Regions from separate parts of the Homo sapiens genome. Here region 2 is linked to region 1. A link is an interaction called in ENCODE POLR2A ChIA-PET data of the cell type or tissue named here. Cell type or tissue: PC-9. All regions are shown on one strand. Each heading gives the region's core, and the rest is flanking DNA. Links, peaks and the distances in the headings are about the cores only.

Evidence for each region. Peaks named below come from ENCODE experiments on the same cell type or tissue, not always from the same donor. Only the 100,000 strongest peaks of a DNase experiment are listed, where the experiment ranks them.
Region 2: POLR2A ChIA-PET joins it to region 1 with 6 read pairs; 2 of 35 experiments call an interaction of 5 or more read pairs at or near these places.

Annotation. Positions count from the first base shown.
Region 1 is chr2:191,980,048-191,985,435 of GRCh38, forward strand. The region is part of intron 7 of TMEFF2 (transmembrane protein with EGF like and two follistatin like domains 2); the gene reads right to left. All of the region lies in intron 1 of CAVIN2-AS1 (CAVIN2 and TMEFF2 antisense RNA 1), which reads left to right. Among named protein-coding and RNA genes, the nearest start is that of CAVIN2, 140 kb to the left of the region's middle. In PC-9, for the core only: no CTCF peak of the experiment used is centred there; no DNase peak of the experiment used is centred there; H3K27ac peaks cover 553 bases.
Region 2 is chr2:191,920,739-191,926,126 of GRCh38, forward strand. The region is part of intron 1 of CAVIN2-AS1 (CAVIN2 and TMEFF2 antisense RNA 1); the gene reads left to right. Among named protein-coding and RNA genes, the nearest start is that of CAVIN2, 76 kb to the left of the region's middle. In PC-9, for the core only: no CTCF peak of the experiment used is centred there; a DNase peak (open chromatin) is centred at 3,083.

The sequences.
Region 1 (5,388 bases), core at 213-5,212:
AACAAATAATTACTGAGAGTCTACTATTTGTCAGGCATTCTTTTAGGCACTGCATTTACAGGGAGGAGCAAGACAAATTCCCTGCCCTCATGGAGTTTCTATTATGAGAAAAGATGACATAAAATAAAAAGGTAAAAGCATAAATACATAAATAAATCTGCTCACATTAAACACAGTGAAGGAAATAATACACTATTGGCAGAGAGAATGCATGGAGTGACATGGACAGGAAAGAGAGTGGCCCAGCAGCCCTACCCTGGAAGGTGTGAAGGGCAGGCCAGGAGACGATGAGGAAGCACATCTTTGTGAGCACAGAAAACAACCAGGGCATATTGTGTTAGGCCCCAGTGTACAGAAAAATAAGTGTTGCAACAGGAACAACATTTTAAAATACAACTCTCACAGTGAAATCATTATTCATCTGGCATTAAAGAAAAACATGAAGCAAGAAGAAAGGAAGAAAACAAAGGAGAAAGAAGCTAATGAGTGTTTTCACAATTTCCATCTGCTTCCAGGGCTTCTTGTTATTTGCCCCATGGTTACCCAGGTATTTATTTGGTCATCTTTGCTTTTTCCTCCACTTGAATTCACTGCCACCCCCAGCGTCTGCCTCTACTTGAGGGTTACCACATAATCATTTCCATGCCCTCTTCTCTCCAGACCTCCAGTCATCTATGTTGATGAAGACATCAACATAGAAATGAACATATTCATTATTTGGCCCCGAGTCCTACTCTTCCTGATACTTTTTTCCCTATCTATCTTAGGGAATGGAACTGTCATTCATCTAGGCAGCCAGATGAACCAGGAACCTTCGTATTTTTCCTGACTTTCCACTTCTCTTTGCCTGGTCAGTTAGCAAATCTGGTAACCTTTTATCTCCTAAATCCAACTAAAATCTATGTATTTCTCTCTGTTGCTACCATCATCCACAACACTCATTCTTCATTGTTATGACCGTAGTCTTCTAATTAATCTTGCCTAATGCCCTCCCTCTCTAGCCTGTTCTTCACTCTGCTGCCAGGTTTTTTTTTTTTATTTAATAAAAAATACGACATGATTTAAAATACCTTAGTGACTCCCCTATTGAGCAGAAGATAAATTTTAACTTCTATTGCAAATGAGGAAAGAGACTTAATTGAAGCAACAAACTACTACTCTCACTTAGCTCCAGTTGCTCCACTTTTTCATTCCATGCTTTAGCCATGAAACTATTTGTCATTCCCTGGGCATTCCCACTCACTGAAGCCTCTTTGCCTTTTAAATGTTGTTCCCTATGTCTATAACATTTTTTCTCTTCTCTGCCAGGCACACTCAATGCAAACACTACCATTTTCTGAAACACTCTTGACTTCCCTTGTTGCCAGTTATAGTTACACACATCAGCTGGAATCCCTGTTCTATTGCATCAACATTTCTGAGCTATGCTTTCCTCATTATACCTGATCCCCAGGCAGGTTGTGAAGAGATGAGATAGCGTGTTGTATATATAATGCATGACACAAAGTAAATGCAAAATTAAATGTGTTTCTATTATTTCTACTTTAGCATTCTTAATGCTTTATTTTCTATTTGCCATAAAAGTTATTTGAATAATTATAATTTGGCATATGTGTATTTGTTTGAGTAACATGGGTTTCTGAATATAAAGTTAGAGAAGCTTGGGTGCAGTTTGCCCCTGAATTTCCTTATTTCCAAAAAGTCATAACAAATATTACCAGCATCGGTAATACATTTATCAATCCTCATAAGGAAATTACTAATTAAAATTCTGATCCCAACTAGCTAATTAAATCATAAGCTCCCTAAGCCCCTTCATCTTCCACATGAATAGATTTCGTAGGTCTTAGGTTGCTTTGTTATATCTGCCGCTTTGAAGTCCTGGATACCAGCAAGCCTAAGAACCAGGACACGTGACTTTATGAATGTCACAGTTAAACTCAAGTCACTTGATACTGTCTGAAAATCACTGGTACTTTTCTAGGCTTACAATTTATCATTTTGATGGTTTGGGCCAGCAACGTTGACTACAGCAACAACAATTCTGAAGAGACACTCTGAATTTGCTACCCATTTTCAGGATTCTACCATATCCATATTTATGCAAATTCTGGGAAAAGTCATTATTTACCAAGGACTGAGCACTTCAGTCCATGGCTTTATGTGTCATTATTGTACAAATTAATAGAAAGGTAGGCTATTATATGAAACAGACATTAGAGATTATCTATCTAAGATCTGTAATTTACAGATAAGAAAACAAAGACTCACGGAGGTTATGGTCAAATGTAATACCTAATACAGGTCTTCCTCCTGAGGATTAGTGTATAGCAACAACTAGAACCAAGGGTGCATTAAATCTCAGTTCTGAGATTTTCCCATCTACATGGAAATGCCTCACTTCTAAGATATTATAACCTGTTTCACAGGTGTTAGCACAAGACAATGAAAACAGGCAAAAAAAAAAAAAAAGTCAAAGAGCATGGAGAAAGTTACACTAGTTTCAAAATTACATTAGATGTAAAATACAAATGTTAAAAAGTGACTTGACACCAGTGAACAATTTGACTGACTAGCTAGTTTTAGAAGTTATGAGTTTTATACTAAGAATAATAGATGAGACATACCAAGATATTGCTTGAGTTTCTCATGCTACATCATATTTTTCTATCAAAATTTCCATTTCATTTTAAATTTTGAATGTAATATAATATTACTAGGCATTTGAGTATGTACAGTTTTATCAGAACAGCTCTTCTTTGACTCCTTAATTTTAAAAGTTTTGTTTATTTGTAAGGTGTGTTTTAACCTCTTAGAACAATTTCCCAAGATAGAAATATGGTGGATTTTATAATAAAAGTCATTAGAAACAATAATTCATTTACCAGAAATAAGATTGAGGTGGAGCTTGCAGTAGAAATGGGAGTCCGAAATGTCTGCATATTCTATGAAGCATGAGGGGACACCGAGTGTAGCAATTTATTGGTGGGAACTCTGGCCTCCAGTAGGATTCTACTGTCTCCTATTTGACAGTTTCAAAAACATCCTACACTCTAATGCTTTAAAAACACAATGCAAAAGAGGAATGACCAATAATAGACAATGGTAGATCAGGATAATATTACAAATTGGATGAACTGACAGGCAGGTGGTGAATAATTTTAACATGACCCTAAAAATAGTGGAAGGATGTTTGCACATTGACACTTCTCTAAAGGCAGATGGATATGCATGACCTGAGTTTTTAGACAGGTGTCAGGAATATTGATGGGTAGTACAAGGATGATCATTTTCTTGGCACTGTTGCAGTAGACAGTTTCCATGATTAATGATGCATCTTAGCCTTTTTTTTTTTTTCTCCTGGGGCAAAAAGGGATATGAACCTTTGTTACTCCAAGGAATGTAAGAATTTTGCCTGAAGGCTAAGGCAGGAGAACTTTAGTCACCTAAAAGCACCATATGCTTTCTACAGGTGAAGAAATAGTGGTAAAATATGCAAGTGCTCTTGATATATAAGATGACAGTGCCTGGTAGAATGATTATAACATGCCTCTTATTAAGAGGGGTCTACCCCAGGGCATAGGAGCCTTGCACAGCTCTGAAGTACAGAGCCCAGTAAACCTGGGCTCTGACAAAAGTGACAGCAAACTGTGGCTCTGGGATACATCTGAACACATACAATGTTTGAATGAATATTAAGAACCACTCAAAGGAAACAGAACAGGACTAAAGCAGGAAATAAGAGGTGAGATCATCTGCCTAATGTTTATATTCATTTCAAGTTTTTAGAGACAATTTTCTGATTCAAATCAATTCAATATCGTTTCTAAATGGTGAATCCAGTGAGAAAGAACTTTTCTTTTCCAAGAATAATATTGTTTGTTCAGCTTTTTAAAATGTCACATACAGCAATGAATGAACTATGCTATTTCAAGGCTCAAAATGTAATCCAAAGTCGAATAATAGTTTGTATGTATTCTGCTAAACCCTAGTAGTCCATCTGCTGAAAATATTATGTTAATTAAAGGTAATATAAGCTATGGAGGTAAACTTCGTAAGTTCTTTTTTTCTTTTATTTTTCTTTTTAAAGTAATAAAGGGCACTGTTGGAAATCAAGTCCAGTGAAAAAATTTTGTTAATTAAAAAAATGAATTTCCTTTTTATACAAGGGATATTAGCTATTGGATTAGGTGATCAAGAAAACTTAGAAAATCTGTTTTTCCAAAGTTAATCTAAGTTTCTCCAAATAAATTTAAAAACAGGATAAAGTCTCATATATATGATGGGAGGGGTTAGAATTTAATCTTCCTGAACCCCAGTAACTACATTGGTGACTTCCTTACTTTCTGTTTATCCAGAGAGAGAACAAGAGCTACAACGTAAAATCCTTCCTTTGATGATACTAGAAAAGTTTATGTTTCTATTCATTGAGAAAAAAATCTCAATGAAATCCCTGAAATGAGGGAATGAAATGTAGGAACGATGGGGTAACATGCTCTTAACATTTTAAACTCATAAATTTAATGGGCATTACTATTACATTCAAATTATATAATAGATTTCTTTTCTAAGGCTAAATAATATCATCTTAGACTAACATAGTATACTTTGTGCACACATTCTGAAACATTCTAAACATGTTGAGCCCAATAAACTCGTCCATTAGTTAGAAACCCATTAGGGGAGGGGAAAAAAACTCATTGTAATAATATGAACAGTTGCTCCAAAGAGCCCTTATCCTTTTGGGAAATGGAGTTTGAATGAGATTTAAGCCAATCAGTGGGGAACAGAACTACGTGGAGCATAAATTTGAAGCTTTATATATATATTAACATATATCAAAAAAGAGTCCATCATCCTTATCATCTAATTTTTAAAAATATTACCCAGTTAATATACTGATACACAAAAATGGGAAAATAAAAATGTAGAATTTAAAAATCTTCAGTCTGAATTTTGTTAAGATTAGATCAAATTATGCTATCCAAATGAAACAATTACTTCTATCTAGAAAATATGAATTTGATGACAATATGAAAAACACTTAGAATGAGGCATATCCATATCCTAAATCTTTGTCAATAATAATCTCTTACAATTCCATAGTGAGTTATATCTCACAAAGGGCTTTAATATCTGAAACATAGGAAAAAGGAAAAAAAAGAGATGTAGATACAATATTTTACAGATTCTCAGAGAAGTTATATAACATTTATAAATTTAGGAGCTAGGTATAGAATTTAGTTTTTTTGATAATTTGTCCCAAGTATTTTTCACAAAACCAAAACATTTCAGTAGGAACTAACAAATCACATATGGAATAACATTCACAAAATAGGTTATAAATAATTGTATATTATTTCACCAGTCTGTATCAGAGGGATTTAC
Region 2 (5,388 bases), core at 312-5,311, 59 kb before region 1:
TCAGTTACCTAGGAAAAGCTATAAATACAATACAATCCCTATAATCACAGCGTATTCAAAAAGACAAAACTGAGTTTGTGAGTGCATATTTGGAATGCATCTTTGACTGGAGTGTGGAGGAAGATGATGGATAAGGATGAGGAAGGGAAGAAAGACCTTAATTTGTATTTTCGGCAATAAAGCCCTGTTAGGAATTGCATTTTTATAAAAATTCATTGGCTCCCTCAGTGTCAATTTTCCTTCTAAGTGTTTGTAAGCAAGGTGAGCAGAGCTTATGATGAAGCACAAATGGAAGTCAATCATGCAGCATGGCAGCACCAGTTGAATATGGGGTGATAGCAGAACTTCAATTTGGACCAAAATTACTCAACTCAGGGAACCCCAACAGACTTATCTCTGTAAATAGCTCCCATTACGTGGATGGTTGGATAATATACATATACTTACAGGACAGTGCTCTCATTATTGTCCACATTACATTCCAGCCACACCAAATTATTAACAGTTCCCAACACACTAGGTTATTCTACATTCTGTTCTTTTGCACATACTGTGAACTTTACATGAGTTGCCCTCCATTCCTTTTTTGTTGACTAAATTTAACTTATTCTTCAAAGGCATCTATCTAGCCACCAATTCCTAGATCACCATCTGCTGTGAGCCCTTTCTGGCTGGGTTTCTACTCCTAAAAGAGTTAATAGTCTTATTCCACTGCTTGTATCTTAAACAGTATCATACTGAGAGGTGACAGCGTGCTGGCAGTCCTCACAGCCCTTGCTAGCTCTCTGCGCCTCCTTTCTGGGCTCCCACTTTGGCGGCACTTGAGGAGCCCTTCAGCCCGCTGCTGCACTGTGGGAGCCCCTTTCTGGGCTGGCCAAGGACGGAGCCGGCTCCCTCAGCTTGCCGGGAGGTGTGGAGGGAGAGGCGCGGGCGGGAACCGGGGCTGCGCGCGGTGCTTGCGGGCCAGCGCGAATTGCGGGTGGCCGTGGGCTCGGCGGGCCCGCTGCCCCAGGCAGTGAGGGGCTTAGCACCTGGGCCAGCAGCTGCTGTGCTCAATTTCTCGCCGGGCCTTAGCTGCTTTCGGGTGGCGCAGGGCTCGGGACCTGCAGTCCACCATGCCTGAGCCTACCCCCGCCTCTGTGGGCTCCTGTGCGGCCCGAGCCTCCCCGACGAGCGCTGCCCCCTGCTCCATGGCGCCCAGTCCCATCGACCACCCAAGGGCTGAGGAGTGTGGGCGCACTGCATGGGACTGGCAGGCAGCTCCACCTGCGGCCCCGGTGCGGGATCCACTGGGTGAAGCCAGCTGGGCTCCTGAGTCTGGTGGGGACTTGGAGAACCTTTATGTCTAGCTAAGGGATCTATATCGGCACTCTATATCTAGCTCAAGGTTTGTAAACACACCAATCAGCACCCTGTGTCTTAGCTCAAGGTTTGTGAATGCACCAATCGACACTGTATCTAGCTACTCTGGTGGGGACTTGGAGAACCTTTATGTCTAGCTAATGGATTGTAAATACACCAATCGGCACTCTGTATCTAATTCAAGGTTTATAAACACACCAATCAGCACCCTGTGTCTAGCTCAGGGTTTGTGAATACACCAATGGACACTCTGTATCTAGCTACTCTGGTGGGGACGTGGAGAACCTTTGTGTGGACACTCTGTATCTAGCTAATCTAGTGGGGACGTGGAGAACCTTTGTGTCTAGCTCAGGGATTGTAAATGCACCAATCAGCACCCTGTCAAAACAGACCACTCGGCTCTCTGTAAAATGGACCAATCAGCAGGATGTGGGTGGGGCCAGATAAAAGAATAAAAGCAGGCTGCCCGAGCCGGCAGTGGCAAGCTGCTGGGCTTCCCTTCCACATTGTGGAAGCTTTGTTCTTTTGCTCTTTGCGATAAATCTTGCCCCTGCTCACTCTTTGGGTCCACACTGCCTTTATGAGCTGTAACGCCACGAAGGTCTGCAGCTTCACGAACCCATCGGGAGGAACGAACAATTCCAGACGCGCTGCCTTAAGAGCTGTAACACTCACCGCGAAGGTCCGCAGCTTCGCTCCTGAGCCAGCGAGACCACGAACCCACCAGAAGGAAGAAACTCCGAACACATCCCAACATCAGAAGAAACAAACTCCAAACACATCCGAACATCAGAAGGAACAAACTCCAGACGCGCCACCTTAAGAGCTGTAACACCGCGAGGGTCCGCGGCTTTATTCTTGAAGTCAGTGAGACCAAGAACCCACCAGTTCCGGACACAATACTTTTCACACTGCATGATGAAGAAATTTAGCTTTATTGTTAGGTAAGTACATGTGCTTCCCTTCAACCCAGTATTGGACTACATTGGTCAATCTGGGCTTCATACCAACATGTTTGTTGAACCAACTCACTTCCGTGTGTATTATTGCATTTATAATTATCTGTGCCTTTTGTTTCTCTCTACTGAGTGTCATCTGTGACTTTCAGGTGTTGATCATTATGCTTTGGAATGGAACAAAGAGAAAAGATGAGACTCAAGAAAGTCATTGTTTCTCTTAGTAATGAGAAGGAAAAAGTGAAGTGAAACTTAACAGCGAATGTGAGAGTTTTTGATTGCCTGTGGGCTTTCATTTTTTCTTTCCATCTGGACCTACTAATTGAGATAATAGGTCAGGGAGACCTGGGTCTGTATTGGTAGGTATGATTGGATGGGCCCCAAGGAACTTCACTTTATTTTAGAATTAGGAGCTCATAGATGAGGTAACTTGATTTGACCTTTGCCTTCATTCTCTTTATCTTGAGGTGACCCCAGTAGAGTCTGCCTTTAGCGGTCTCCTTGGGTCTTTGATAAACAAAGCAGTTAGGGCTGAATGAGCTGTGAAATGAATAAGGGAATATTGATGCCCCACTATTTAATTGCCTCCTAAATCCATGGTAAATTTTTCAGTGATTTTAAACTCTGTAAGAATAGCAGACTCATTGATTTCTGTAATTCATTTATTTAGGGATTTCTATTATCAACTGAATTTGATTGATGGCTTTATGACAAATAGCTGTGTGCTCAGCATATACCAGCATTCTGTAAGCTCACTCAGCCATAAACAATTTGTGAATAATTCTTGGGTCCTTTTGCTGAGTCTGTACTTTGCTATTTAGGGAACAACTGATTGAGATTCCTTAGGTGAATGAGGTAAAGTGAAATTCCCACCTAGTTTGCTTGGATATATATATGTAGTGTGTGTGTGTGTGTGTGTGTGTATTTGTATGTGGACCCTGAGAATTCTCAAAGTCCTCTTTGAGATTCTGAGGCATTTTACTCTCAAACGTCAAGCCCCGTCTCATGATTCAGAATACATCAGAATCACTTGGACACGGAAATAGTGGTATCCTATGTGTGCTGTGATAATTGAGCCCTTCTCTAACTCTGTCTACCCAGACATAAGATATAGTAGGTAGTGATGTTATATGTTCATCAAAAATTAAAATGGATCCCCATACATCTTTTTAGTCTGTTCTTCTTGTTAAAGATTTTGATTCGCAACTTCCTCATGGATAGAAAACAAGTGTAATTTCTATTTTAGAGAAAATCAGATTTTATAAGACACCAGACTTGAAAACTTCTTTGCCAGTGAGATATTTTTGACTATAAATATTGCTTCCAGATTAATGGAAAATTGTGGCATGTATTTTAAAATCCTCTTCGTGATTTTCCTGATTATAAATCAATTTATCTATATTAGAAAAATTGAAAAATAAAAAATGTAAAGAAGGAAATAAAATTACCAATAAAACTACTAACCAGAATCACCACTATTACATTTCTAGTTATAATAGTCATTTTAACTAAATAATTTTCTTCTTAGAACAGTACACAGGCAAAGGTTATTATTTAGCAAAGGTTAATACTGGTCATAATGATGAGGCTTTTGTATTTTTGCTATTTACCTAAGATGGGCAAGCGAGTGTAGAGATTGAGTCAGAAGCTGGGTCAGGGACACTGTACCAAGTTGGACAAGTGTGTGGCTGAACGGAGCACCAGGCTCCCTTTACCTATTGTGGATGAGACATAAAACTTTTACTACAATCTGCAGAGAAAGACAACTGGGACAAATTAAAGTTTGACTTTAATCTCACATTTGGTTTTATAACTTATAAATTCACTAATAAAAGTTTCAGCTGTCTAAAATAAAATGAACCTGCAAAGAAGCAATACTGAGAGAGATTAGAAAATTATGCTGTCTTTCCAGATATATCGCATGAAAATATTTCTCTTGGAGTATGACGATTAGATGATATTTTTCGTATAGATTATGATAATTGGAAAATACTGTGATAATTTTAAAGCTAGGTAAAATAAGCAGATATTTTGAAGGCCAACATTCCTGTTGTCATCTAATGTTTATTTACACTAGCTTCCCTGAGTATAAAATAACTGTTCTTGGTTATTTGATGAAATGAGTTACCTATTTCACACTTAATTTCTTGGGATTTAGAAGTCAGTGCTGTGATGGCCAGGTGTGGGTAGTTCACGCCTGTAATCCCAGCACTTTGTGGGGCCGAGACAGGCAAATCACCTGAGTCAGGAGTTTGTGACTAGCCTGGCCAACGTGGTGAAACCCTGCCTCTACCAAAAATCCAAAAATTAGCCGGGCATGGTGGCACACGCCTGTAATCCCAGCTACTTGAGAGACTGAGTGAGGCAGGAGAATCACTTGAACGGAGGAGGGGGAGGTTGCAGTGAGCTGAGATCGCACCACTGTACTCCAGCCTGGGCAACTGAGCAAGACTCAACTTTAAAAAAAAAAAAAAAAAAGAAGTCAATACTGTGAATAACACATTAAAATAATAATATCTTATTGAAATATCATCTTTTAGGATGAGTAAAGGATTTAGCCAACTAATGTTCATAAAATTATTGCTAATTGTTCTTAGGGAAAAACTAAAGAAAATAATTTATTAATGCTAATTTTCTAGTCAATGATGAGTTAAACTCTTTGTATACAAATAATATAACAAAACAAATATTTGGAACTTTTAATGGACACTTTTTGTTACATGAGTTGTAGTTGATTGTCTCTTCATAGTAAAGTTATGGTTTGTGATACTGAACTATGCAACTAAAAGTTTGGTGTCATAGTTAATGTTCAATTATAGTGAAGGAGAAAAGTGACACCAATATATCAAAGATGAAGCTAATCCAATACGTGTACACTAGAGTTGTCCATGTAGCTTACTATTCCAACTCTGAGGGGTACCAAGAAATATTGTAGTATTTTTGATCTTATTAGTTTCTTCTCTACAAAAAAGTGGATTTGTTATTCTAAGTATCTACCAGTGATCTTTAATAACTTGGACATAAATGTATGGAAACTTTACTTTCCATGCCTTTGTACTTTTAGTTGCAA